2 separate regions of the Homo sapiens genome follow, and region 2 is linked to region 1. A link is an interaction called in ENCODE POLR2A ChIA-PET data of the cell type or tissue named here. Cell type or tissue: HCT116. All regions are shown on one strand. Each heading gives the region's core, and the rest is flanking DNA. Links, peaks and the distances in the headings are about the cores only. Region 1 has its middle 15 kb from the start of OR5K2. Region 2 overlaps GPR15 (G protein-coupled receptor 15).

Region 1 (15,655 bases), core at 3,771-11,770:
TTTTTCCCTGAAAAGTCCCAATCTTGCTTTTACCAGTATAATGCTGGGCTCATAAACTGTGTTTGGAATATTTCCCTCTCTTTAATTTTTTTGAAAAGTTTGAGAAAAATTAGCATTAATCGTTCTTTAAATTTTTTCCTAGAACTCACCAATGAAGCTATCAATTTGTGGACTTTTTTCATTGTAAGTTTTCTGATTACTGATTCAATCTCTTTACTTGTTATTGATCTGTTGAGATTATTTCTTTATGATTCAGGCTTGGTAAGTGTTATGCTCCTAAGACTTATATATCCATTTCTTCTAGGTTAACCAATTTATTTATATATATATATATATAATCATTCATAACGGTCTCTTTTGATGCTTTGTATTTTTATGATACCAGTTGTAATGTCTCCTCTTTTATTTATAATTTTATTTTTGTGAGTCTTCTTTTTATTTTTCTTAGTCTAGCTAAAGGTTTCTTGATTTATCTTTTCAAAAACAACTCAGTTTCATTAATATTTAATATTTTTTTCTAGTTTTTGTTTTATTTATTGATGATCTGATATCTATTATTTTGTTCTATTTCCTCGAGATGTAAACTTATGATTTTTATTTGAGATCTTTACTCTGTGTTAATATTGGCATTTATTGCTATAAACTTCTCTTAAGAACTGCTTTTGCTGCATCCTATATGTTTAGGTATGTAGTTTCCATTTTCATTTGTCTCCAGATATGTTTTTATTTCTCTTTTGATTTTCTATTTGCCCTATTGGATGCTTAGGAGTGTGTAATCTAATTCCTACGTGTTTGTGTGGATTTTCCAATTTTCTTCCTGTTATTGTTTTCTGGATGCATACCATTGTTGTTGGAAACGACACTTGATATTATTTCAATTTTCTTGAATTTTTAGACTTGTTTGGTGGCCTAACATATAATCTATCCTGGAAAATATTTCATGTGCACTTAAAAAAATAATACTGCTCAAGTATACTGCTGCTGTTGGTTGAAATATTCTGTATATGTCTGCTAGGTTCCTGTGGTCTATAGCGTTGTTAATGTCTACTGTTTCTTTATTGATTTTTTGTCTTAATTATCTGTCCATTGTTGAAAGTGGGGTATCGAAGTCCCTGACTGTTATTATATTGCTATCTATTTCTTCATTCAGTTCTGTTACATTTGCGTTATGTATATTTAAGTGTGTCGTGATTGGTGTATATATATTTATAGTTGTTCCATCATTTTGTTGAAGTGACTTCTTTATCATTATATAATGACCTTCTTTGTGTTTTATATCAGTTTTTGACTTAAAGTCTAATTTGTCTGATAAAAGTTTAGCCACTCTTGCTCTCTTTAAGGTCAATAATTAAGTAATTATTGATAGGTAAGGACCTATTACTATGATTTTTTAGTTGTCTTCTAATTATATTATAATTCCTTCATTTCATTCCTCTTCTTTTGTCATCTTCCTTTGTAATTTAATGATTTTTTTTGTGGTGGTATGCTTTAATTTCTTCTCTTTATCGTTTGTGTAATCTGCTGCAGGGCTACAGTTGTTGTTGTTTTGTGTGTGTGGGTGTGTGTGTGTATACTTACCATGAGGTGTACATAAAATATCTTATAGCTGATGAGTTTAAGCTGATGACAACTTAGCTTTGACTGCATACAAAAACTATACATTATATTTACTTCTACCCTCACATTTTATGTTGTCAATGTTACAATTTACTTACTTTATATTTTGTGTATCCAAACCTAAATTATAGTAGCTATAGTTATATTTATCCTTTTATCTTTTAACTTCATACTATAGTTAAACGTGATTTGTGTATCACCTTTACAGAATGAGAGTATTCCAGATTTGATTATATTCTTACCTTCACAGTGAGCTTTATATGTTCATATATTTTCATGTTGTTAGGTAGCATTCATTTGTTTCAAGTTGAAAAACTCCCTTTAGCAATTGGGCTTTATTTTTTTTTGTCTGAAAAAGTTATTATCTCATCTTTATTTCTGAAGGATATCTTGCTGAGCATAGTATTCTTTGTTGGTGGTTTTATCCTTTCAGCACTTTGAATGTATCACTCACTCTCTTCTAGCCTGAAATAATACCGCTGAGATATCTACTGATAGTCTAATTGGGCTTCTCTTGCATATAACAAATTGCTTTCCTCTTGCTCCCATCAAAATTCTGGGTTTGTCTTTGACTTTTTGAGCATTTTAATATAACGTGTCTTAGTGCAGATTTCCATATACTTAATGTATTTAGGGTTCTTTGGGATTCATGGATTTGGATGTTTATTCCCTTCTTCAGATTTGAGAATTTTTTTCATCATTATTTTTCTAAATAAGCTTTCTGTCTCATTCTTTTTTGCTGACACTTCTGGATCTTCCATAATGTATATATTGGTTCACTTAATGATGTCCCATAATTTTCATAGACTTTATTCCCTCTTTTTCATTCTTTTTGCCTTCTGTTTCTCTGATTGGGTGATCTCCAATGCAATGACTTTTCTTCAAGCTCACTAATTCATTGTTTTACTTGATTGAGCCTGCTGTTGAACTCTTTGTGGAATTTTTCATGAAGTCATCTAAAGCTCCATAATTCCTGTTTGGCTCTTTTTAATGGTTTCTATTTCTTTAAGTTTCTAATTTTATTTATTGATTTCATTATTACATTTATTTGTTTATCTGTGTTCTCTTGCATCTTACTAAACTTCTTTGTTATTTTCATTTTTTTTAGGCAGTTCATAAGTATCCATTTCTTTAGCGTCCAGTTATTGGTGCTTTATTTTGTTCCTTGGTTAGTCTCATTTCCCTGATTGTTCATGTTCCTTGTGGCTGTGTACTAGTGTCTGTACGTTTGAAGAAGTAGGCACCTATTTCAGTGTTCACAGACTGGCTTCAGCAGGAGATGCCCTTCAGAAGTCAACCAGTCTAGAGATTCTTGTTAGGCCATTTGGTGGCGTTCATGGGTGGGTGGACTTACTGTTGGAGTTCTTGGCAGGTTGGCTTGGAGCTAGCATTCACTGGGATGGGTCAGGATTTTGGATCCATGGGGGGAATTGCCTACATTGTTGGGCTGCAGGGTTTTGCCTGGATGTTGGGTTGTTCTGGGGTGTCCTGGGGCTCTGGATGCCAGCTTAGTCCATGGAGCTGCAGGTGTTATCCTGGAACTGGGTTGGGCATGGAACCTGGGTCTGTAGGAGGTTGGGCTGGAGTCATGGGTTTTGCAAACAGGTCTGTCACAGGGGTTGGCTTGAAGCTTGGGGCCGCAGGAGCTGGCCTTCTGATGTGGTGGGCCTGCAGTCTAGGGCTTCAGGGTTGGCCTGATACCTGGGTCCCTGCATACTTACCTGGAGCCTGAAGTTGCAGGGGCCAACCTGGCATGGATGTCAGCCTGAAGTGCGGGACTACAGATAGGGGCATGGCACAGGGATGAGCCTGAATTCATGGGCTGTGGGTGCTGGTCTCATCTGGGTCTGCAAGGGCTGGCCTGGTTCTAGGGTAGGTCTGAGACCTTGGAATGAGAAGCAATAAGTAAATGAGGCCAGCCTGGAGGCTCAGCTCCTGTGTACTGGATGGGAGTCTGAGGTCATAGGGGATGGCCAGGCCCTTGCATCCATAGTAAATTTGGGTAATTATTTCAATCTCCTTTCCCCAAGCAGAGTCTACCTCTCTCATAGCTGTGCATATCATGCAGGCATAGGTATGTGTTGGGAGGGCGTGACGTGAGACATATGAAATTGTTCTTTTTACTCTCTTTAATCTGTCTTATTTCTGTTTTATGCCCATGTTCTGTAACCTTCAACCTGGTTTCCTTAGTTCTTGTGAAGGTATTTTCATGCATGGATAGTTGTTCTAATAGATGTTTCTCCTAGGAGACAAACACTAAAAAGTCTTATTTCATCATTTTGGTCTACCTTCAAGCTTTATCTTCTAATTCTTAATTTTTTTTTAAAAAAATCTGCTTTTTATAATTTAACATTTCAAATTTTTTAATATTAAGTTTCACTTCTATATTGCTTCTATTCTTGTATTTTGAATGCTACAAATTTTTAATTTGTTTGTGATATGATTACTTTTGGAAATTTTATTTTGTTGTCTGATTTGCCTCTTTTTCTCAAAGTATTTTTCTTTCTTTCCTTTTTGTTTTAAAAAAAAGTTTGCTTGTTTTCCCATGAGATCTATGAAGCCCTTCTATGTCCAGGACTCCTGTGGGGTTGATTCAGGCTGTCAAGTGTCTATTGTATTGAATTCCTCTAGCTACCAAATCCTTTTTCTTTCATCCCTTCCATAAGAATTGACTCCAAGAGCATTCCCTATTAAACATCCACACACTAAACTCTATATAACATCTTATTGCTCTTGAAATCCAATCACTGACAATTAGTTTTGAGAGAGATTGTTTTGGCATAAGAAGGAGAATATATTTTTCATTTCTGGTATGGCCCCTACTTGATTAAGCCCCTCTAGAGAGAGATGTGAGGCAGAACTTAAAGTCTGCATGAAGGATCTGCTGAAACTGTCAGCAAAGGCTGAGGGCCAATCTGCTTATGGAATATCTCAAAGATATTTTAATGAGATTATAGTTTTAAGAAAAGTTTGATGATCATGCCTCATATTGGAATTATTTGTGAAAAAATATATTTTGACGAGCCATCAAGTTGCCAGTATTATACCATTTTTTTGGTTAACAAAAAGGTTTCATATGGGTTAGTCTAAAACATTTTAGCTTCTTGAGTACAAGTTTTACTCTTTCAAGTTGACACCAGGTCTTATTTAATTTTTGTTTTAACTCAGCACCTACCTTAATGCTTCACATATTGCAAACCTCAGAAGTGGGTTGGCTGAATAAAGGAATAGATCTTGCACATATGGAAAAAATAAAAATAAAAGAAAAAGTCTTCTGAATTGATTAAATTAATGGAAAAACAGTAAACAGGGAAATAGTCAGATAGCATAATAAGAAAGGAGTGATGTTTTACATCAGTCTTAGGTGAAAATTGGAATTGCCATTTATATGTTATCTCCAGGGAAGGTGAGCAGAGGCCATGTGGAAAAATATTTGTACCATATAATACTCTGAACTTACCCAACTTAGCACTGTAAGAAGTATAGACAGGAAAAGAGCAGCAGAAACCAGAAGCTTAGCGTAAGATAAATTTTGAAGAAATAAAAATGACTGATCTTTGCTACTACCTAGGAAACTACAAAGTTCTTGGTTAGGCAGAGCCAACATGGAAAGATTCAGGTATAAGTTGCAGGCTGTATGTTTAATGTTTAATAGAATGAATAATTAGTAAATGTTTCTTTAAGAAATATTAAAAAACAAATTGTCATTATAGAGTCTTAAGGTTTTTATAATTATTTTAAAAATTACCTTTAAAATTCAGTTTTCTGAAGTTTTGAAAGTGGGTTATTCATTAACTACCAAGGACCAAGGAGGATGAATACATTTTGATAGTATCGGGACAATATAAATGTTTGTAGGAAAATGTAACCTCTTCTACTTGTGACTCAAGAGCTACAGAAAATGGAACTAAGTTATGAATATATGTATTATGTATATGCACATGAGATATCTTTTGAATACAGGTAGTTAATTTATTGTATATTTTTGTTGTTTTTGTATCACCCCATACATTTTTTCTTGCTATAATTTAGTACGTATCTTTTGAAGAAAGGAATAAGTTCAGCCCACTAACAAGGCTATTCCCTTTGAAAAAGAAATAGAAAATTATATTTTCAAATAGTTAAAATTTTATTATTTATTTTAAATTTTATTTAAATAAACACATTTATGAGATTTCAAATGATAGAAGTAATTCATCATAATATCAGTTTTAAATCTTTGAAAGACAGGCAAGACTGACACATCAAAAGGTAGAATAAGGTCTTTTATTTGCTCTGATACAGAAACAATTTCCTAGTATTACATATAACTTTTTTCTCCTCCTGTACATAATCTTAATACAGTCCCATCTTAATATATTACAATTACTACCTGAGAGTTATATTAAACTGAAAAATTAATATTTCAACAGTTAGTATGACTCTAGAGTTGAATGGGCTATAGCTATTACATTCTACTTCTCAAATGTTTAATCAGCATCACTTATGACCCAACATTTAAAATTGTGTTAGCTGGGCATGGTGGCTCGCACCTGTAATCCCAGCACTTTGGGAGGCTGATGCAGGTGGATCACTTGAGGTCAGGAGTTTGAGACCAGCCTGGCAAAAATGGTGAAACCTTGTCTCTCCTAAAAATACAAAAATTAGTCTGGTGTGGTGGCAGGCCCTTGTAATCCCAGCTACTTGGGAGGCTGAGGCAGGATAATTATTTGAACCCAGGAGGCAGAGTTTGCAGTGAGCCAAGATCACACCACTGTACTCCAGCCTGGGCAATGGAGTGAGACTCAGTCTCAAAATAAATAAATAAATAATAAAATAAAATTAAATTAAATGTTGAAATAGGCTTGCTGATAAAGCATACTTGTACAAATAAACAGGGCCAACTCTAGAGCACTTTTCCTGAGCTGGAAATGTGTAGGAATTGAAGACTAATATGATCTGAAGGGGCATGATCTGTGGAAGGGAGATATATGGTGTCCCCAGAGATGAATGTATAAAATAAATATTCTCGAGTCTACCAAACTTTGGATACTCAGTTAGTTGGCAATTCATCCTGGATGACAGGAAATGGCATATTAAGATTTAGGTAATACCTCAATAATTAAAATGTAAAAAGAAAGTGTTAGCAACATTAAACATTTCTACAAATTAGTTTTTCTTTTTTGAAAATAATGGCAGACAGGAGGCAGGACTAACTTGCAGCTCCCTCTCTGATGGACAGAACAGCATATGGAGACTCACATAGTGAGTCCAAGAACTCCAAGAACTAGCACAGGAACATACGAGGAAAACTGAAAGAATCCACAGACCTTTTGAAAGAAGTAGCTTGCTGATGCAAACTTTGTGAAACAGCTGAAAAAGTGTGAGTGCCCAAAGTGTGAGTGGGGAAGGTCCACCTCCTAACACACATCCTCACATCCTCACCGGGGAACCTGAAAACCCAGATCATGGGAGAAGAATTTAACCTTACCTAGAGCTGAAAAGAATTTAGAGAGCTGAACAAAATATAAAAGTAGAAGAAGTACTGAAAAAGCCCTGTAGGTATTCCTGGTTCGCAGGGAAGCCATTTCTGACTTTATCTCACTGAAGTCACTGGGTAGGACTGCCAGTGGAATTGGGGAAGGACAGGTAGAAGAAAACTTTCAGCTGAACTTTGTAATAATTTTGACCAAGTGCAAATTTTCCTGGGCAGAATCCTGGGTGGAGGGAATGGGAAGTACAGACAGGAGCACAGAAGCTGTGGCAGGTAAGGAGGGGTGGGGCCTGAAAGCCCTGCTTGCTTTCTCAGCTAGAAAACATGCAGCCTGGGGCAATATCCCAGCACTGTTCGTTGGCTGCCTGGATATAAACTAGGTGCTATTGGTGGGGTATGGTGGGATTGAGACTGTCCTTGCTGGCTGCATAGGAGACGAGTGAGGCTTGTCATTGCCAGCTTTCTCCACTTCCCTGAGAACCTGTATGATGCAACAGAGGCAGACATTATGCCCCTGGGAACATAGGTCCATTGGCCTGAGAACCACACCCCCATCACCCACAGCAGCTGCAGCAAGTCCCACACAAAGAGAGTCTGAGCTCAGACACCACTAACCTGCCCCTACTTGATGGTCTTTCTCTACCCACTCTGATAGCCAAAGAAAAAAGATACTATCTTTTGGAAGCTCTGTGGCCCTGCCCATCACTTGAGAAACCCAAATATTTATCCAAGTGACATTAGAGCAAGCTTGTATCTCCCCTATACTACTGCAGTTGATGCTGTCTTGAAACTGCCATCTCCTGGCTGGAGGCCAACACACTCAAGTGATTATATCAACTCATAAAAGAAAAGTCCTGCTCCAGGAAATGAGAAAACAACAGCTAATTCCACCACCGAAACATCCTGGCTAACCAGAGGTCCTGAGTCTGTCCAGGTACAACTTCACTGCTAGCACAACCAACATTCAAGAAAATCAGCACACTAAAAACTACAACCATGGACCCTCAAAGAGTCTACTTCATATCCCTGCTACCACCACTGGCCCAGGTGCTGGTATCCACAGCTGAGAGACTTGAAGATGGATCACATGACAGGACTCCTTGCAGACACTCTTCAGTACCAGCCCAGAGCTCAGTAGCGCTGCTGGGTGGCTAGACCCAGAAAAGCAGTGACATCCACTGCAGTCAGAATCTCAGGAAGCCCCATTCCTAAGGGAAGGGGGAGAGCACACATCAAGGGATCACCCTGTGGGACAAAAGAATCTGAATATCAGCTCTTGAGCCCCAGATCTTTCATTTGATATAGTCTACTCAGATAAGAAGAAACCAGAAAAACAATTCTGGTAATATGACAAAGCAAGGTTCTTTAGCACCCCCAAAAGATCACACTAGCTCACCAGCAATGGATCCAAACCCAGAAGAAATCTCTGAATTGCCAGAAAAAGAATTCAGAAGGTCGATTATTAAGCTATTCAAGGAGGCACCAGAGTAAGGTGAAAACCAACTTAAAGAAATGAAAAAATAACACAGGATATGGATGAAAAATCTCCAGAGATATAGGTAGCATAAATCAAAAACAATCACAACTTATAGAAATGAAAGACACACTTAGAGAAGTGCAAAATACACTGCTAACTTTCAAAAATAGAATTAAACAAGTCAAAGAAAGAACTTCAGAGCTTGAAGACAAGGCTTTTGAATTGCCTTTGAACAAGGCTTTGAATCTGACAAAAGAAAAGGAATAAATGAAAAATGACCAAAGCCTCCAAGAAGTTTGTGATTATGTTAAGCAATGGAACCTAAGAATAATTGCTGCCCCTGAGGAAGAAGATAAATCTAAAAGTTTGGAAAACTTATTTGAGGGAATAATCAAGAAAAATTTCCCTGGCTTTGCTAGAGATCTAAACATTCAAATACAAGAAGCTAAAAGAACACCCTGGAAGTTCATCACAAAAACATTTCATCACCTAGGCACACATTCATTGAGATATTTAAAGTTAAGATGAAGGAAAGAATATTAAGAGCTATGAGGCAATACATCAGGTAATCTATACAGGAAAATCTATCAGATTAACAGATTTGTCAGCAGAAATCCTTCATGCTAGAAGGGATTGGAGTCCTATCTTTAGCTTCCTTAAAGCACTTATCAGCCAAGAATTTTATATCCAGCAAAAGTAATCTTCATAAATGAAGGAAAGATACTGTCTTGAAAATTAATAAGGATATTCAAGACTTGATCTCAGCTCTGGACCAAGCGGACCTAATAGACATCTACAGAATTCTCCACCCCAAATCAAGAGAATATACATTCTTTTCAGCACCACATAGCACTTATTCTAAAATTGACTACATAATTGGAAGTAAAACACTCCTTAGCAAATGCAAAAGAATGGAAATCACTCACTCAAAACCACATGACTAAATGGAAACTGAACAACCTGCCCCTGAATGACTACTGGGTAAATAATGAAATTAATATGAATTAAAATGAAGAAATAAATAAGTTCTTTGAAACCAATGAGAACAAAGACAAAATGTACCAGAATCTCTGAGACACAGCTAAAGCAGTGTTTAGAGGGAAATTTATAGCACTAAATGCACACAGGAGAAAGTGGGAAAGATCTAAAGTCAACATCCTAACATTACAATTAAAATAACTAGAGAAGCAAGAGCAAACAAATTCAAAAGCTAGCAGAAGACAAGAAATAACTAAGATCAGAGGAGAACTGAAGGAGATAGAGACACGAAAAACCCTTAAAAAATGAATGAATCCAAAAGCTGGTTTTTTGAAAAGATTAACAAAATAGGTAGACCACCAGCCAGACTAATAAAGAAGAAATAGAGAAGAATAAAATAGACACAATAAAAAATGATAAAGGGGATATCACCACTGATCCCACAGAAATAAAAACTATCATCAGAGAACACTAAAAACATCTCTATGCAAATAAACTAGAAAATCTAGAAGAAATGGATAAATTCCTAGACACATACACCCTCCCAAAACTAAACCAGCACAAAGTTGTATCCCTGAATAGACCAATAACAAGTTCTGAAATTGAGGCAGTAATTAATAGCCTACCAACCAAAAGAAGCCCAGGACCAGATGGATTCACAGCCTAATTCTACCAGAGGTACAAAGAGGCCCTAGTACCATTCCTTCTGAAACTATTCTAAACAATAGAAAAAGAGGGACTCCTCCCTAATTCATTTTATGAGGCCAGCATCCTCTTGATACCAAAACCTGGCAGAGATACAAGAAAAAAAATAAATAAAATTTTAGGCCAATATCCCTGATGAACCTCGATGTGAAAATCCTCAAAAAAATACTGGCAAACCAAATCCAGCAGCACATCAAAAAGCTTATCCAACACGATCAAGTCGGCTTCATCCCTGGGATGCAAGGCTGGTTCAACATATGCATATCAATAAATGTAATCCATCACATAAACAGAACCAATGACAAAAACCACATGATTATCTCAATAGATGCAGAAAAGGCCTTTGACAAAATTCAACACCTCTTCATTCTAAAAACTCTCAATAAATTAGGTATTGATGGAACATATCTCAAAATAATAAGAGCTATTTTTGACAAACCTGCAGCCAATATCATATTGACTGGGCAAAAGCTGGAAGCATTCCCTTTGAAAACCAGCACAAGACAAGGATGGCCTCTCTCACCACTCCTATTCAACATAGTATTGGAAGTTCTGGCCAGGGCAATCAGGCAAGAGAAAGAAATAAAGGGTATTCAAATAGGAAGAGAGGAAGTCAAATTGTCTCTGTTTTGAGATGACATGATTGTATATTTAGAAAACCCCATCATCTTAGCCCCAAATCTCCTTAAGCTGATATGCAACTTCAGCAAAGTCTCAGGATACAAAATCAATGTGCAAAAATCACAAGCATTCCTATACACCAATAACAGACAAACAGAGAGCCAAATCATGAGTGAACTCCCATTTACAATGGCTGCAAAGAGAATAAAATACCTAGGAATACAACTTACAAGGGATGTAAAGGACCTCTTCAAGGAGAACTACAAACCACTGCTCAAGGAAGTAAGAGAGAACACAAACAAATGGAAAAACATTGCATGCTCATGGATAGGAAGAATCAATATCGTGAAAATGGCCATAATGCCCAAAGTAATTTCTAGATTTAGTGCAGTCCCCATCAAGCTACCAATGACTCCTCACAGAATTAGAAAAAACTACATTACATTTCATATGGAACCAAAAAAGAGCCTGTATAGCCAAGACAATCCTAAGCAAAAAGAACAAAGCTGGAGGCATCACATGACCTGACTTGAAACTATACTATAAGGCTACAGTAACCAAAACAGCATGGTACTGGTACCAAAACAGTTATGTAGACCAATGGAACAGAATAGAAGCATCAGAAATAATGCCACACATCTACAACCATATGACCTTTGGCAAACTTGACAAAAACAAGCAAGGAGGAAAGGGTTCCCTATTTAATAAATGGTGTTGGGAAAACTGACTAGCCATATGCAGAAAACTTAAACTGGACCCCTTCCTTACACCTTATACAAAAATTAACTCAAGATGGATTAAAGTCATAAACATAAGACCTAAAACCATAAAATGATACCTAGAAGAATACCTAGGCAATACCATTCAGGACATAGGCATGGGCAAAGACTTCATGACTAAAATACCAAAAGCAATGGCAACAAACACCAAATTGACAAATGAGATGTAATTAAACTAAAGAGCTTCTGCACAGCAAAAGAAACTATCACCAGAATGGGCAGGCAACCTACAGAATGGGAGAAAATTTGTGCAATCTATCCATCTGACAAAGGGCTAATATCCAGAACCTACAAGGAACTTAAACAAATTTACAAGAAAAAGAATAAACAACCCTATCAAAAAGTGGGTGAAGGATATGAACAGATACTTCTCAAAAAGAAGACATTTATGTGGCCAACAAACATGAAAAAAGTTCATCATTACTGGTCATTAGAGAAATCCAAATCAAAACCACAATGAGATACCATCTCATGCCAGTTAGAATGGTGGTCATTAAAATGTCAGGAAACAACAAGTGCTGGAGAGGATGTGGAGAAATAGGAACACTTTTACACTGTTGGTGGGAGTGTAAATTAGTTCAACCATTGTGGAAGCAGTGTGGCAATTCCTCAAGGATCTAGAACCAGAAATGCCATTTGACCCAGCAATCCTATTACTGGGAATATACCCAAAGGATTATAAATTATTCTAGTATAAAGACACATGCACACACATGCATATATCTATTGCAGTACTATTCACAATAGCAAAGACTTGGAACCAACCCAAATGCCCATCAATGATAGAGTGGATAAAGAAAATGTGGCAAATAGACACCATGGAATATTATGCAGCCATAAAAAAGGTGAGTTCATGTCCTTTGCCAGGACATGGATGAAGCTGGAAACCATCATTCTCAGCAAACTAACACAGGAACAGTAAACCAAACACTACATGTTCTCCCTCACAAGTGGGAGTTCAAAAATGAGAACACATGGACACAGGGAGGGGAACAGCACACAGTGAGGCCTGTCAGGGGGTTGGGGGGCTAGGGGAGGGATAGCATTAGGAGAACTACCTAATGTAGTTGACAGGTTGATGGGTGCAGCAAACCACCATGGCACATGTATATCTATGCACCACACCTGCACATTCTGCACATGCATTCCCGAAGTTAAAGTGTAATAATAATAATAATAAAAGGAATGGGAAAAAAAGATACTGTCTTTTTTAGACAAACAAATGCTGAGGGAATTTGCCACTTCCATGCCAGCACTACAAGAACTGCTAAAAGGAGTTCTAAATCTTGACATAAAACCTAAAATACATCAAAATAGAACCTCCTTAAAGCATAACTCTCTCAGGGGCTAGAAAACAATAACACAATGAAGGAAACCCCAAGGAATTCAGACAACAACTAGCACTTTGAATAGAATAGTACCTCACATCTCAATAATAACGTGGAATATAAATGGCATAAATGCTGCATTTAAAAGATACAGAATGGTAGAATGGATAAGAATTCACCAACCAAATATCTGCTGCCTTCAAGAGATTCACCTAACACATAAGGACTCACATAAACTTAAGGTAAAGGAGTGGAAAAATATATTCCATGCAAAAGGACATGAAAACCAAGCAGGAATAGGTATTCTTATATCAGACAAAATAGACTTTAAAGCCACAACAGTTAAAAAAGACAAGGAGGGACATTATATAATGATAAAAGGACTAGTCCAACAGGAAAATATCACAATCCAGATGTTTATGCACCTAATACTGGAGCTCCAAAATTTATAAAACAATTACTACTATACCTAAGAAATGAGATAGATGACAACATAATAATAGTGGGGGACTTCAATACTCTACTGGCAGCACTGGACAGGTCATCAAGGCAGAGAGTTGACAAAGAAAAAATGGACTTAAATATACCCTAGAACAAATGGACTTCACAGATATTTACAAGCATTCCACTCAACAACTGCAGGATATACATTCTATTCATTGGCACATGAAATATTCTCCAAGATAGACCATATGATAGGCCACAACACAAGTCTCAATAAATTTAAGAAAATTGAGATTGTATCAAGTACTCTCTCAGACCACAGTGGAATAAAATAGGAAATCAACTCCAAAAGGTACCCTTAAAACCATGCAAGTACATGGAAGGTAAATAACCTGCTACTGAATGATTATTGGGTTAACAAGGAAATGAAGATGGAAATTAAAAAATTATTTGAACTGAACAATAATAGTGACACAACCTATCAAAACTTCTGAGATTCAGCAAAAGCATCCTAAGAGGACTGATCATAGCATTAAATACCTACATCAAAAAGTCTGAAAGAGCACACATAGACAATTTAAGGTCACACGTCAAGGAACTAGAGAAACAAGAACAAACAAAGCCCAAACCCAGAAGAAGAAAGGAAATAACCAAGATGAGAGCAGAAATAAATGAAATTGAAACAATAACAAAAAATACAAAAGATAAATGAAACAAAAAGCTGGTTCTTTGAAAAGACAAATGAAATTGATTGACTGTTAGTGAGATTAACCAAGAAGAGAGATCGAAATAAGCTAATTAGAAATTAAATGGGAGATATTACAACCAATACCACAGAAATACAAAACATCATTCAAGGGTACTATGAACATCTTCACACGCACAAACTAGAAAACCTAGAGGTGATAGATAAATTCCTGGAAATATATAACCCTCTTAAATAAAACTAGGAGGACATAGAAACTCCAAAGAGACCAATGAGAATCAGTGTTATTAAAATGGTAATTAAAAAATTGCCAATAACAAAAAGTCCAGGACCAGATGAATTCACAGCTGAATTTCATCAGACATTCAAAGAAGAATTGCCTCCAATCTTATTGGAACTGTTCCAAAAGATAAAGAAAGAAGGAATCCTCCCTAAATCATTCTATGGAGCCACTGTCATCCTAATACCCAAACCAGGAAAGGACATAACAAAAAAAAAAGAAAAAGAAAATTACAGACCAATATCCGTGATGAACATAGATGCAAAAATCCTCAACAAAATACTAGCTAACCAAATCCAACAGCATATCAAAAAGATAATCCACCATAATCAAGTGGGTTTTATACCAGTGATACAGAAATTGTTTGACATATGCAAGTCAATTAATGATACATCACATAAACAAAATTAAAAACATAAATTCATGATCATCTCAATAGGTGCAGAAAAAGCATTTGACAAAATCCAGCATCCTTTTATTATTAAAACCCTCAGCAAAATCGGCATAGAAGAGACATGCCTTAAGGTAATAAAAGCCATCTATAACAAACCCAGAGCCAACATTATACTGAATGAGGAAAAGTTGAAAGCATTCCCCTGAGAGCTGGAACAAGACAAGGTTGCCCACTTTCACCACTTCTATTCAACATAGTACTAGAAGTTCTAGCCAGAGCAATAAGATAAGATAAATAAATAATGGACATCCAAATCAGTAAAGAGGAAGTCAAACTGCTGCTGTTCACTGATGATGTGATCATATGCCTACAAAACCCTAAAGACTCCTCCAAAAAGTACCTAGATCTGATAAATGAATTCAGTAATATTTCAGGATACAGAATTAAGGTACACAAATCAGTAGCACTGCTATACACTGACAGCGATGAAGATGAAACTCAAATCAAGAACTCAACCTCTTTTATAATAGCAGAAAGAAAAACAAAACAAAACAAACAAACAAACACTTAGGAATATACTTAACAAGGAGGCGAAAGACCTCTACAAAACTGCTAAACACTGCTGAAAGAAATCATAGATGACACAAATAAATGGAAACACATCCTGTCTTCATGGATGGATAGAATCAATATTGTGAAAATGACCATACTGCCAAAAGCAGTCTACAAATTCAATGCAATTCCTGTCAAAATACCACCATCATTCTTCACAAAATTAGAAAAAAAAATGCTAAAATTCATATGGAGCCAAGAAAGAGCTGGCATAACCAAAGCAAGACTAAGCAAAAGGAAC
Region 2 (15,655 bases), core at 4,614-12,613, 56 kb before region 1:
ATAAACATTGTCTCCGCAATTAAATTAAATTATCTTTAAATCAAAATTCATTTTTGAATATTTATAGATCTGTCTCAGTGCATACAGGGCCAAAAAAGAATATAAAATAAAAACAAACATTACTTGTAAGACCGACATAAGTCGCCTCACTTACTGAGTTTTCAATAACCCCAAGTTAAATAATGTTATTTTCATTTTACAGATAAGAAAACTGAAGGAGAAAAATGTTAATAACTTGTCGAAGGTCTCACAGACTTTGCTAGTGGTAGGCTGTTATGGTTTCAAACTCAGTTTTTCTAATTTTAAAGCCTTTATGTTTTCCACTCTATCACACTATCATATTGTATATTTTTTTACTTTACCCTCCTTTTTTTTTCTTAGTAAGGGGAACTAGCTATGTTGCCCAGGCTGATCTTGAACTCCTAGCTCATGCAATCCTCCTGCTTTCAGCCTCCCTAGTAACTGGGACTACAGACACGCCACTGTACCCAGCTCATTATTATTATTATTATCGTTATCATTATTATTATCGAGATGGAGTTTCACTCTTGTCGCCCAGGCTGCAATGCAATGGTGTGATCTTGGCTCACTGCAACCTCTGCCTCCCGGTTTCAAGCGATTCTCCTGCCTCAGCCTCCCTAGTAGCTGTGATTACAGGTGCCAGCCACCACACCTGGCTCATTTTTGTATTTTTTTTTTTTTTTATTAGAGACGGGGTTTCGCCATGTTGGCCAGGCTGGTCTCAAACTCCTGACCTCAGGTGATCCGCCTGCCTCAGCCTCCCAAAGTGCTGGGATTACAGGTGTGAGCCACCGTGGCCGGCCCCAGCTCATTATTTTTAAGGCATTCCTCATTGTAATTTTCCAGGGAAATAGGAAAAAAAGTTTGGAAATAGTGGAAAACTCAATAACTTTAAACTAGTGTTTATTTAAAAAATAAACACTAGTAATAGTAATGATATTAGTCATATTTATAGTATTAAAAATTACTACCTATACAGCCTAAGAAGTCATTGAGGATTATTTTATAAAGCCAGTTAACCAAGAGACACATTAGGGGCACATTTTTACAATTCTCTACTTTGCTTAATATATGACTTTAGTAGCATGAAAATGTAGAAAACACTTATCATTCCGTTGTATAGTATGCTATGTCTTTGCCATACTTGAAAGCATTTCTCAAAAAGATGTTTGAACCTTCAGAAAATTTATATTCTCTCAGAAAAAAAAATTGTTCTATATATGTTAGCTCAGGTTTGCACAGAAGACCCCAAAATGGGATTAGGCAAGAATTGGGGAAGGGAGCTAGAAGACATGGGAGAACCCTCAGACTGAGGTCTGATTTGCATGGGGAGAAAAAAGGAAAGGGAGGAGAACTGGGTACCCAGATTGTTTTTCACAAGTTGTTTTGTGAATTCAATTGAGATAATATATGTGAATGATTTAACAGTTCCCGGGTGCTAAATAAATACTCCATAAACATAGGTTTTGTTTTTAATTTCAATTTTTAGAAATCATTGCAATGAGAATTGTAGATACTCGGTGCAAGTCATCTGCCCTGTGCATTTTTCTTGTAACAAAGCTGTACCGTTATAATGGAAAATTGATGTCAGACTAGTGGTTCTCCTTCCTTGACTGCTTAGTGAGCAATCTTCAGACATCCTTGAAGCTAGAAAACTTTCTAGGTAAACCCGAGGGAAAGCGAAAGCACTCAGAGTCAACATTTTCTTCTTATGTCTGCTTAAATACAAATTTTATTCTAGAAATATTTTACTTTAAAAATCTTTGTAGTTTTATAAAATATCATGCTCTTTGCAAATATTTTAGAATAGAACATTTGGAAAAAACAGTAAAACTCAAAGTATTATTCTGTCCAACCAATTCTAATTTACACTTAATTTAAAAGTTGAAATATTTTAAAATAAAATAGAAGTTGTGTCTACATAAACAAATTAAATTGACCTTTGATTTAACAGACAAGTCAATTTAGTAAAAGTAAAATTGAAGCTTTGAATCAAAACAATGATTTGCTGTTTGATATGAGAACAAATATTATTTGATTGAGCTTTAATTTACATCATTTTTTCAGAACTTAAATTATATCAAAGTCATGGATGTTAAACTTAAAATTGGACATGACATTTAAAAATTCTTATTTTGACTTTGAAGGAAAAGGCAAAACTTGTACATATTATTGTAATATAATAAATATACAAAATAAATATTATATTTATATTTTATATAATAGATAAATATATAATAAAATAATATTTGTTTTATGTGATGCATGACATTTATTTCAGCATCCTTTATTTTAACATTTTAAAAAAGTACATACTCATTATAGAACATGTAAAATATTCAGAAAAATATGAAGAAAAACAAATTAAGGATAAAAATAAATTTGCCCTTGGTTCTACTACCTAGAACAGCCATTGTTAACATTTTAATATATTTCCTAAATAAAGTAAGCTGGGATAATTACTCCTTAATGTTAAAAATAAATGTTAGGATTAATACTCTGGTATCATGTTCTTTTATTCAAAATTATGTTTAATTTTTCTCTTTGGTTGTGGGTCAATGATTATTAACTCATTATTTTACCTCATAACATCCTTAACTTCTCTTAAAAGTGATACACAGAAAATGTTGTTTCTTACTTAAAGAAACTTTAAATCAAGTTTCTATGTTTGGGGCAGTTTATAATATACTACATAGAGAAACCCTTATCTCTTAAAACTACAATTGGGAGTTGCTATTAAAACGAGGAAATTATTAACACAAATGTGCCTTCCAAAAGTGTAAATGAAGTTCCCGAAAGACAAGGGCATTGTCTACCAAATTTCTTCTGCACGTGGCCCAAGGCAACTCATTGTCTTAACAAGTAACATTTAATAAAGAAGATGGTAAAAGTTTAAATTCCTAATGTCAGTTTAGGTTCCATATGTCACAGGCACAAAATCTAGAGCGTGAGATTTGGGATTACATTTACTTTTCTTTCTTTGTCGCCATAGATATATAAGAAATCTGTGACCAGAAAAATTTTAAGGGATAGAGAAAATGAGATAATAGAATTTAGTACATATCTACCATTTTTTTGGTTTTAATTTTTTTGAGACGGGCTGTTGCTCTGCTGCCCAGGCTGGAGTGCAGTGACACAATCTTGGCTAACTGCAGCCTTCGCCTCCCAGGTTCAAGCCATATCTACTCTTTCTAAAAAACATTTTCTGGTGAAGGACACTGTCATAGGTGTCATAGCATTTGTGCTTTAGTGTGGACTTGGGTGTTACATTGAGCAAAATAGATAACTGTCCATTTCCTATGTGCAACATACTTTTGAATCAATTACAGGCTTCAAGTGGCCATCAGTAGGATAGAAAATGCCATTTGTGATAGATCACAATTAAGAGATTATATAACAGAAAAGAAAACATGTTACAGTTTTTAGAAAAAGTTATATTTTTAATAAAATGGACTTCCTCTTCCCTCAAGAAACATCTTTTTTTAGTATTAATTGTGAATAGGCAAAGGATTTGTTTATTTGAGATATTTGCTTTGGAAAAAATAAGAAAAATAATTTGAGTGAAAATTATTGCAATTAGGCAAAGGTAGTGGGGAGAGAGAGAAAGAGAAAATCTGGGAATCAGGAAAGAATACAGTGAAGTGGAAAGGCCATGAGCTTTGCGATTACGTAGGTCTGAGCTTAACTGAAATTGGGGTTTCATTTCTGGTTCATTACATTAATAATTATGTGAAACGATTCCTCTGAGGGCTATTTTCTTCATCTATAAAATGGGAATGTTTCCTCAACTATCATTTATTAAACTCTTAGTATGTACCAGGTAATTTTCTGAATTCCTTACATTTTCATCTTAATTAATTAGAGGTACTACTGTTTTCTAAAGCAAGTATAATTGTTCCTATTTTATAGAGAGAAATCAGGCTCAGGAAAGTTATGAAACTTGCTCATCTTCCATAGCTAATAAATGGCAAATTCAGTTCTGTCAGTGTTCTTTAACCACAATGCTATCTTACCCTCCCAATGGTAACAGTTAAGTCATAACAAAAATTATAAATTGATGATTTAAACATTTTATATCATGATAGTTGAGATAACTCTGTTCTTTTTAGGAAGTGCCAGCAATGGAAAATTAGTCAGAATAGCATTTTGACATCTGTCTTATTTCATTTTCTGCTGCTATAACAGAATATCACAGATTAGGTAATTTATAAACCAAAGAAGTTTGTTTGGCTCATGGTTCTGGAAGCTGGGAAATCCAAGAGCATGGTGCTGGTATCTGCTGAGGGTCATCCCATGACTGAAGAGCAGAAGGTGGAAGGGCAAAAGAAAGGGAAACAGACAGCCAAAGTCCCATGATAACTAACCTATTCCCATAATAATGGCCTTAATTCATTCATAGGGTGGAGCCCCGACCCAATCACCTCCTAAAGGTCCCACCTCTCAACACTGTCACAGTGGCAATTAAATTTCAACATGAGTTTTGGCAGGGACACTTAAACCACAGCACTTCATCCCTGTTGCCCCAAAATTCATCTTATTCTTATGTGCAAAATACATTCATTCCATCTTGATAGCCCTCAAAGTCTTAACTCATTCTGGCATCAACTCAAAAGTCTCATCTAAATCAGACACTCAACCTACAATTTATCTTGAGGCTAATACTCTCCAGCTGTGAGCCTGTGAAATGAAAACAAGTAATCTACTTCCACGATACAATGGTGAGATCCGACACAATGGTGAGATAGGCATAGAATAGACATTTCCATTCCAAAAGAGAGAAGCAGGAAAGAAGGGGTAACTGGTCCCAAGCAAGTCCAAAACCCTTCAGGGAAAGCAACATTAAGTCTTAAATTTAGAGAATAGTCTCCTTTGGCTCCATGTCCTGCATCCGGGGCACACTGAGGTGGGAGTTGGGCTCCCAAGGCCTCTGACAGCCCTGTCCCTATGACTTTGCTGGGCTCAGTCCATGCTTTAGCTGTCCCAAGCTGGAGTTTCACACTGGTATCCTATAGTTCTGTAATCTTGGGGGTCACTACACTTCCACAGCTCCACCAGGCATTACACTTTGAAACCTAAATGGAGGCAGTCATGCCTCACAGCTCTTGCATTCTTCATGCTTACAGACTAAATACCACACGGGCATTGCCAAAGCTTATGGCGTGTACCTTCTGGAGCAGTGGGGCTGAGCCAAAACAGAGCAACAGCCTTTATAGAAGTTATCTTCTGATCAATTGTTTGACTTCATAATCCCACTCTCAGTCTCTCTCAAAAGTGCATAGTCACATAAGTTACTTATTATCTAATGTGGAATATAGGTTTGGAGTTTGTGGAAAGATTTATAATACCCTGGCAATAGCCGGTGGAACTCCTGACTATCACACAGTGATTAGAAATCACTATTTTTGGTCCAATACTAGGCATATTGGACCTGAATTCAGAAAAGTTTTCCATTTAAATAGAAAATCAATGTTACACCAAGAAAGGGCTGAAGTAAAGGATATTGCATCAGTTATTTCTCTACTCAAGTACAGCTGGAATGATCAAAAAAGTTAAAGGACAGTGGCAAGATTGCTCCTGATGACTGTAATAGACTCCCTGTCCCTCATAGTTACAGCATATCATAAACAAAAGACATTCAAGCAAAAGTATGAATATAAAAATTTAATATTTAACATTTTAAATGTTTTTCATTTTTATTTTAATCAATGGTGAGATTTTTCTAGCATGTTCAGTTTAGTTCAACAATGATGAGTGCTTGATATGGAAGAAGCCAAGCATATGGCTACAAAAAATGAAGATGTGGCTTCTTCTCTTCCCCCATCCCCAGGGTGGAGGGAGCTCTCTTCCTACCTGGTGGACAGACATGGCACCAGATGAGTCACTATGCAGGATGCAATAGTTGCTGTGCTAAGAGACATTATGGGAGAATAAAGGTCCTGCCTGCATGCTGAAATGTTCATCACCATTTTCAAATTTTAAATGCATAGCAGTTCTAAAACTGTTGCTTTTAAGGAATTGGGTACTTGTAAAGGAAACAGCGGGTCATCCTAGAAAGAAACAGATGATTACTAGGGGAGGTCTCAAGGCCAATGTAGGGATTATACTCACAGATCAGAAACACAGTAATTGAAAAACTAGAGGACCTACAACTCAGAAATGATGTTTTATAATAAATTTAGCTACTATTTTTATCTTGGGTACTTCATTGAAAGCCTAAACTAAATTTTAGCTTTTTTTATTACTACAAAATTAATGCATTTTTTTTTGGAAAATACAAGTAATAATAAATATAAAAATCACTTGTAACTTCACAAAGTTAACATTTTGCTGTATAGGGTTCCAGTATTTTTGCATTCATATATGAATAAAATAGTCACAAATAATGTGGTCATCCTATAGATATAGTTTTGTAGTCTGCTTTTTTCACTTAATTTCATTGGATTTATTATTAAGGTCTTTCCACTTCAGTATATGGTACAGTATTTTTAAAGGCTGCATAGTATTCCATTGTAAGAAAGTGCATGAATTTTAATTTACTCAGTCAATTTGGACATTTGGATTGTTTTCACTTTCCTGCTTTTATGAACAATGCTGCAATAAAAATACATGTGCATATGTCTTTTCACCTGGCCGTAATGATTTTTTAGGGCAAAATCTTGGAAGTGGAATTGCTTTTGATATAGGTTTCTAAATTTTTTCTACAAAGCTTAATCAATTTACACTCAATAAGCTTCCCTCACACCCGCAGACCCAATCCTGGTCAACCTTAGTATTTAATGTTTCACTCTTTGTCAGTTTAATAGGTAAAACCATATTTTGTTTTTTTTAATATTATGTATCATGCTAAATATAAATTTACAAACTTTTTGGCAGTATTCTTTTCTATGTTTGAATTATTATAGGAAAGACACATTGATTTGAAATCCTGAGGACTAAGTTATACAGTTCTGAATTGACTTTTACTCAATTCTTTACTGATTTTCCGATTTTTAAGCTATTTCTATTAACATACACAAGTCAGGTCTGAATTGCATAAACATCTTTTTTATTAGAAATAAGGTAGCCATTCTCATCTATCTTCAAGTGCTCTGAATCTGTATTTTTGCTTTAAACATGAAACCACAGGCCAAGTTTCGTTTCTCATTTACCACTTCTCCACCTGAGTTGTCAGTTTTGCTTTTGCTCTAACTCAAGGCCAAATGAAAGGGCATCTCATTAAATCACTGTGCTGGGCAAGGTTCATGTAAAGTTATCTACTTTGCTTTGCATACTTTTTTTTAGTTTGTCATTTGGAAATAAATTTAAACCTAATACTGTTCAAGATGTGTTCTTGTGTTTAAAATAATGAGTCTATACGTTTAAAGTCTTAAAGATTTTTAAGACTCGAGAGTCTTAACATCTATAAAGACAATGATAGCATTTTCATTTGAGGATGCTAATGTGAACACTTTAAGGAAATGTAACAATGTTTAGGAAATAACCATATCAAAATGACAATTACATAAGTGACTTGTATATGGACTAAGTATGGGCTTCTCCTAAACATTGGAAAAGACCAAGGAAAGTTATTTGACTTGTAATTTTCATTGCATATACCGGGCTCTTCTTGGGTGTCACTATTTCATTCTTTGATTAAAAAAAATAAACAACTATGTGGATTCTAAACTCCATGAAAAACAAGTTCTGCTTCTACCTTTTTAACTCCTATAGAGTCGAATAAAGTGATATACATATATCACTATATATATTTATTGTGAACAAATACAAATATATATATATATATATTTGTTCAACCTTTTTTTTTTTTTTGAGATGGAATTTCGCTCTTGTTGCCCAGGCTGGAGTGCGATGGTGTGATCTCAGCTCACTGCAACCTCCACCTCCCGGCTTCAAGCAATTCTCCTGCCTCAGCCTCCCGAGTAGCTGGGATTACAGGCATTTGGCACCATGCCCAGCTAATTTTGTATTTTTAGTAGAGACAGGGGGTTTCTCCTTGTTGGTCAGGCTGATCTGGAACTCGTGGCCTCAGGTGATCCACCTGCCTTGGCCTCCCAAAATGCTGGGATTATAGGCGTGAGCCATCACGCCCCGCCTCAACTTTTTTTTTTTTTTTTTTTACGTAGAGATGGGGTCTCACTATGTTGACCAGGCTGGTCTCAAACTCTTAGCCTCGAGTGATCCTCCCATCTCGGCCTCCCAAAGTACTGGGATTACAGGCCTGAGCCACTATGTCCAGCCATGTTCAACTCTTTAGTAGAAATTTCAATCCATTTATATGCTTTTTGTAATTGCTGATATATTTATGCATACATATGCCATTTTATTTTGTGTTCTTTATTTACTATGCTTTTTCTTTGCTTTATTTTCTCCTTTCTTGTATTCTGTATTTTGTTAGTGGATAAAATAGTTAAATTCATCTCAAGTACTTCAGTCTGAATATTAACAGCAACATTCAACAGATGCTTTTCAGCTGCAACTGTATACAGTATGTTTGTGTGTTTGTGTATGTGTATAAGAGAAAGAAAGAGGCTGGGTGCAGTGGCTCATGCCTGTAATCCCAGAACTTTGGGAGGCCAAGGTGGGCGGATCACTTGAGGTCAGGAGTTTGAGACCAGCCTGGCCAAAATGGTGAAACTCCATATCTGCTAAAAATACCAAAAAAAAAAAAAAAAAAAAAGGAGCCTAGCATAGTGGCGCATGCCTGTAATCCAGCTACTCGGGAGGCTGAGGCAGGAGAATCACTTGAATCCTGGAGGCGGAGGTTGCAGTGAGTCAAGATCGTGCCTCTGCACTCCAACCTGGATGACAGAATGAGTGAGACTCCATCTCAAAAAAAAAAAAAAAAAAAAAAAAAGAGAAAAAAGATATTTTGTGAATGTGTAACTGCAATATGCCTGTTTTAGAATCCACCAGTTACAATAAAAAGATTTAACAATTTTTATGGTTGTCATAGTGTATTGTGTACGATAGACATTTTGCATTCACAGTTTGATGTTTGAGATTTTGACTGAAACTCCACAGTTGTATGACATAAAAAGCAGACATTTAAACCACTGACCTATGAGGTGATGCGGAATGAGTCACTTAACTAGTGAGTCAGGCCAAACACTTAGGATAGATATCTCCTTTCAACTTTTCTTTTTATACATTTTGCAATAGCTCTGAAAACATTACATTTTATTCAATTTGTATGAAGTAGATTATATGCTATATTGGAGTTGGCAAATTTAGGGATTTGTGAAGGTTTTACAATGGATGGTTATGAAATACAAAGGGTCTATATATACTCTGTAAGGAAAAGAGCAGTATTGCTTGCTGAAGACTTTGCCACAGATTTTTTTAAATTAAAAATAAAGTCTCCAGTCATATGTAATTTTTGATGCATAAAATTTTAATTTCTGAATAAACATCACAATAGTAGTTTATATCTCCTGTTTTGTATATAATTAAGAGCAAACAAAAGAGTGCATTTATAGTATACAGGTCACAAATATGCTAGGCAGGAGCACTTTTTTGTTTTATTTTGAGCTAATAGAAACACAGAAATAAAATATTTTAAATCAGAATTGATAGGGCCGGGCGCGGTGGCTCAAGCCTGTAATCCCAGCACTTTGGGAGGCCGAGGCGGGCGGATCACAAGGTCAGGAGATTGAGATCATCCTGGCTAACACGGTGAAACCCCGTCTCTACTAAAAATACGAAAAAAAATTAGCCGGGCGTGGTGGCGGGCTCCTGTAGCCCCAGCTGCTCGGGAGGCTGAGGCAGGAGAATGGCGTGAACCTGGGAGGCGGAGCTTGCAGGGAGCCGAGATCGCGCCACTGCACTCCAGCCTGGGCGACAGAGCAAGACTCCGTCTCAAAAAAAAAAAAAAAAAAAAAAAAGAATTGATAGGACCTAGCAAGTAAAAATGCTAAATTTCCTATCAATGTTGACAAACATGAGATACTCATAGATGATGTTTAACTCTCTCTAACATGGAAGTGTTAGAAAACTAGTTAATTATTACATATATTTAATTAGCAAATAAGAAAAATCACCGAATAATATCAAATTGATGAACATCTTTTACTAGGTTGGCAGATAATTTTAATAATAATGTGAATATTTTATCGTAGATCCTTAAGCATATGCAGCTAACTCAGAAAGTTTCATTGTGATTTGAAAGTACCTTTGGATCTTAGAAATTTGGTGCTTATGTATATAAACCAGAAATTTTTTAGTTTAATAATGTCTGCTCAACTAGCAGAATACTTTCCCCCTACTTTTAGATGAACAATGAACATTTTATGTAAATTTACATTTCACTACCATTTACCTTGTCATAAGAACCTTTATGAATAGTTTGATACTTTGGATATTTAAAGTAGGGTTTTTTTTGTTTTGGATTTTGTTTTTAATGCTGTAGGTTTATCTTAGGATGCAATTTGCACTTGTCATATATGTTTAGGAAATATAGCTCTATTAAGGAAATGACAAAGATAGCAAGAACCAATGAGTGTAACTCGCCCTAGGGTGGATTTTTACATTTGCAATATAAAATCAAGTCAGTGGCACAGTTGTTTTTCCCTGTACACTTATACGTAAAGTCTAGTCGTAATCGTTTACTTCTAAAATTGATAAAAACAAAGAATATTGGCTCAAAAAAAAAAGCTTTAAATAATAACCGGCATTTGCAGGGGAAAATCCAATCAACATCAAACTCCGTGAAAGACAAAAGGAACTCGCAGTAGTCAGTAACTGTTCGCAAATATTTTGGTAGTTAAAATTACCCTCTTGCTTTTTCTCCTATGGCACCTCTTTCTCTAATGGGGCTGGAGCCATTATCTTGCTGGCAGGTTACACCAATGGTCTGGTTTTAGAAGCAAATTTGTAATTCTTTTAGTTTTGCTCAGCTTTTATGAATGAGCTCTGCAGGAAAACAGGTTCTTTGTGGCATGCACATATGACAAGTCATTTCTCTCTTCTGAGATCGCTAGGTAGAATAGAGAGTGATTTGAGGAGTCAAGATGAATCACAGAGGAAGATTTTTTTCCACTCACCTTACCACCATACTGTGCATTTATGCATCTATTTAAAAATTAACTTGTGACCCCTAGTAATGGTCGGTTCTCAGTCACGCACATAGCTTCCCTTTAAGACTGCTGTTAAAACTTTTCACTACAGAAGTGATTTTGACTTGTTAAGAGTGGACAGGTTAAGGGACTCCCAGGAATATCAGGTTAGTTTCAACCTTTCAATACAACCCAAATGGAGTAAATGTGTTTGGGACTATGTTTGCGACTATGCGTGTCTTGATTACATTTCTTTTAAAATTAATTATAAAGTATCAGACAACACATTACCTAGGATTTAATGGAGAGCTTTTCTGGGGTAAGTTTCAAAAAGCTATTTGAGAAATGCTTGAGAGGTCACTATCCTTTTATATTTGTCATTTACATCCTCCGAGTAACTTTGGACTACTTATGCAAATGACAACAAATAATGTTAATCTGTAGTGATTTCCTTGTGTATTACTCTGAATTGTAAAAATTTTATTTTGTTTTCCTAACTTTGGATATAACTGGCAAGGCATGATTGTGTTAGGATGAAAGAGTAATTTTCTGGAAATTCTTGGCAATGTATTGATTTGTTCTTTAATGACATTAAATTATCACAAACTAGCCTTTAGGCTAGTTTAATTCAGGTAATAAAAATAATGAAAAGGTATAAATATGAGTCTGTGATTCTATGTATATCTGAATGTATATGTATATGTAGAATATCTACGTAAGTATAGAAATAGAAATTGTTCAAATTAAAAATGAAGAAATTTTATTATTATTATTATTATTATTTTTGAGACAGAGTCTAGCACTGTCACCTGGGCTGGAGTGCAATGGTGCAATCTTGGCTCACTGCAACCTCCATTTCCTGGGTTCAAGCGATTCTCTTGCCTCAGCCTCCTGAGTAGCTGGGATTATAGGTGCCTGCCACCATGCCCTGCTAATTTTTTGTATTTTTAGTAGAGACGGGGTTTCACTATGTTGGTCAGGCTGGTCTTGAACTCCTGACCTTGTGATCCACCTGCCTCGGCCTCCCAAAGTGCTAGGATTACAGGCGTGAGCCACTGCACCCAGCCTATGATTTTAAAAATATGCAAAATGTCAGACAACTAATTTGTAATAAACTTTTTAATGCTATTATAATGTAAATTACATTTCATACCAGCAGAATCCATATATGACAAAATAACATGTGAACTTAATCAAGCTTTGAACTTTTTTCTATTAGAGTTGTACTACCTATAAAATTATATCTATTTTTTTCTTTCACAACTGGTACATTATGAATGTAAAATAAACTAAGATTTTATTAAAGCCTACAATTATTATATCTATTTAAAGTACTAAAAAACCAATAATACATATTTTTATTTGGTGTTATTTTAAATATTCTCAGCAAAATTAAAGTGAAGAAGTAGAAATAAAATCTCAATATTTTAAAAATGAGAATGATTAAGTATTATTTGATGTTAGTTTGAAAATTTGTAAGGAGTAGTCAATAATTAATAATAGAAATCAAATCACTTTATAAAGTAACTTTTTACTCCACATTTAAAACTTTATTTATATTTATTATTTTTACAGTATCCTTGATAATTCTATAGACATAGATATTACCAACTACATTTAAGTATGAAAGGTTAAAATGACCTTACTAGTATCACAACATTAAGGGTGAAGCTAAAATTAATAGCACAGGTTTTCTGCTTTCCCAACCAATAACTTAGCTGATTGATTCAGCTATTTTTTAAAGGCAGTATTTTTCAAAGGCAGTAAGTTTCATGATTAGTAACAGTGCTTTTGCCGATTTGTTTTAAAGAAATGTGTGTCTTCTACCTTCTGTATTTTGTTTTTGTTTAACTTTTGGAGATCTATTCAATTGCATTGAATTTAGTTTTGAAGTTTTCCAAGAATATTTATTTGTTATTATTTACATGGTCTTTTCTTCTATAACCATAATAATTTACTAAAAGTTTATTAGAATTAGTATTAATATTAATATGTTGTTAGAAATTAATACAGTCCAGAAGAATACTTATGTAAGGAAATTATATTTTTATTTAATAACAGTTTAAGAAAAATTAACAAGTTAGCCAATTTATAAAACCAAAAACTGTATTTTCAGCTTCTAATTAGGCTACAAGGAGATGTCCGATATTTGAGGTTTCTCTTCATGTGAAAGATACATGAGATGAAATTAAATTGGCTAGTCTTTGAAAGGATTCTAAGTTTTTTCTGATTTTCAAATCTAATATTTAGAAGTAAAATGGTAATTCATTCAAGTCAACAGTGGAGGTAAAAACATAACCCGCTTTCCCTTGAATCAAAAGATGTTTACAATAGCATGCTTGCTGCTGCAGAGTCTTTTGTGGTTGCCACTAATTACATGTTTTTCACATCAAAGTCTTCAAAAGGAATATAGGTACAAATTGACTCAATAAATATTTATTGGGTAAAGGAATTCAAGAAGGTTTCTGGGTATGGAAAAAATATATATAAAATACTAGTGAGATCTTTGTTAGAGATTTTCTACTTTGGCTGAATACAGAGCAGCCTGTCTCCCTATATTACTGGATCTTATCTTGAAATTATAGGCACCAAGCAAATGATACTATAGGGAATGTGTAGCACTAACATTTTAATTAAAATACAAAATGATAATCTGCATCGGGGTACAGCTAAGCATTTTATGAGTTCCAATTATATTAGTAATAACATTTTCATTTGATAACTAGATAACTGGGTAATTAAAAACATGTAATTAAAGCAAAGTCAAATCCTAATTTATAAAGCCAATGGAAACAAAAGAGCATAGTAAAACCCCATTAAAAAGTAGTTGCTACACCATTATGAATGAGATACATTTTTATCAATATCTTATAAAGCAAATAGATGTTGAATCCTGCCATATGCTTATGTATTAAAATACTAGAAGACCATATGATAAAGTAAGTCCCAAATCATAAACACAATACAAAATCCCCATGAGTTTTTTTTTGCCAGTCCAAAGCCATTGTGAATAGGCATAGGATGAAGCACAATGTTGGAAGATGATGAAGAATCACGATACAAAGCTTTAAAGATTGAGGTCAGAATCTAGCTTAGTAACTCAGAAACAATTAATTGCACAGTGCAGGTATATTATATTTTTGTTACCTGCATTGTTACTGCATTTCTCATCAGATGAAAGTAGGCAGAATCATTTAAATGTAGTCCAATTTAGAGCCCAGTATGAAGGGTGGTGGGGATGAAGGTACCATGGTTTTTGAGAGAGGAAAGGCCCAAATGTGCATTAACAATCATGAAGAAAGGGACTGGTTCAAGCAGGAGCCTTTATCCAGGAGTTCAAGGACAGATGGGAATTGGATTTTGTCTGGTGGACTTGATTGGCAAGGGTCGAAGAAGGCTGCTTAGCTGAGAAAACAGCACATGGCCTAATTATATCCACAACACAGGGATTTTTCAGTCCTCTCTTTAAAAATGAACTCTTCCTTGCATCTATGAAGCAATGTGAATCCTATCATTAACACTTCCTTCTTTGTTGCTGACAAAAATTAACTCCTAAACCCACCAACAGAGCTTGAAATGTCACAGTTCCCTTTAGAGTGACACAGACCTCTTCCTCCTCCTGGCAAAATCTTCTGCATGAATGAAGGTGGAGAGAGCCTTAGTGAGGTGACTATCTGATGTCTCAGTGCTACTCCCAAAGTCATAGTTTTTCAGGCAAGGGCACAAGCAGTGGACAATGGCCCGGCGGATGTAGCTGTCGAAGATATAGTAAATGAAAGGGTTGACACAGCTGTTGGCAAATGCCAAGGGTCCACTCACCTCCATACCAAGCTGAAGAATAGCTGAGGGTAAATAGTGTTCTTGCCGCAACCCAGAGACAATGGCCAGGAACTTGAAAGTATTGAAGGGCAGCCAGGAGACAAGAAAGGCTGCCACGACAATAAAGATGATCTTTATAGATTTCTTCAGCTTTTTGTTGTGCTTTCCTGATTGCTGGTAATGGGCACACAGCTTCCTTGCAATGCAACAGTAGCAGGTCACAATGCTCAACAAAGGGACAAAAAAGGTGAAAATTAAGGCCACCAGGGACCATATGAGTTTAATTGGAGTTGCCTTTTTCTCTGCACAGTATGGCTTATCATCAATCAGCGTGAGCTCCCTGGACAGAAGAGTAGGCAACCCCAGCAGGCAGGAGATAAACCAGATGCTGGCACAGACTACATATGCACAGTCTGTCCTTCTGAATTTCCTGGATACGACTGGCCACACAATGGCCAGGTAGCGGTCAACACTCATGCAAGTGAGCAGGAGGACACTGCAGTGCATATTGACGGAGATCATGTAGGAGCTCCCTTTGCACAGGAAGGAGCCCGTCCTCCACAGTCCTAGAGATGCTTCTTTATCCACCCAGAGAGGCAATGTGACAAGAAAAATGAAGTCAGAGGCAGCCAGATTGATGATAAAGATGTCGATCAGTCTTCGGCTGCCGGGTTTGAAATGCAACGCTCCCATGAGAACAAGGTTCCCCAGCACTCCAGTCAGGAACACAGCTGTGTAAAAGACTGGAAGGAAGACAGAGGTGT

What was found. ChIA-PET counts read pairs that join two places held together with the same protein. Peaks named below come from ENCODE experiments on the same cell type or tissue, not always from the same donor. Only the 100,000 strongest peaks of a DNase experiment are listed, where the experiment ranks them.
Region 2: POLR2A ChIA-PET joins it to region 1 with 5 read pairs; 3 of 35 experiments call an interaction of 5 or more read pairs at or near these places.

Annotation. Positions count from the first base shown.
Region 1 is chr3:98,475,152-98,490,806 of GRCh38, reverse strand. No RefSeq gene overlaps it. Among named protein-coding and RNA genes, the nearest start is that of OR5K2, 15 kb to the left of the region's middle. In HCT116, for the core only: a CTCF peak has its summit at 8,237; DNase peaks (open chromatin) are centred at 6,926, 7,416 and 7,896; H3K4me3 peaks cover 948 bases; H3K27ac peaks cover 1,871 bases.
Region 2 is chr3:98,532,125-98,547,779 of GRCh38, reverse strand. It overlaps GPR15 (G protein-coupled receptor 15), which reads right to left. Exons shown (of 1, transcript NM_005290.4): 1 at 13,099-15,655. The coding sequence ends at 14,664. Among named protein-coding and RNA genes, the nearest start is that of GPR15, 8.0 kb to the right of the region's middle. RefSeq lists a silencer at 1,557-1,606. In HCT116, for the core only: no CTCF peak of the experiment used is centred there; DNase peaks (open chromatin) are centred at 8,859, 9,069 and 10,995; H3K4me3 peaks cover 2,537 bases; H3K27ac peaks cover 8,000 bases.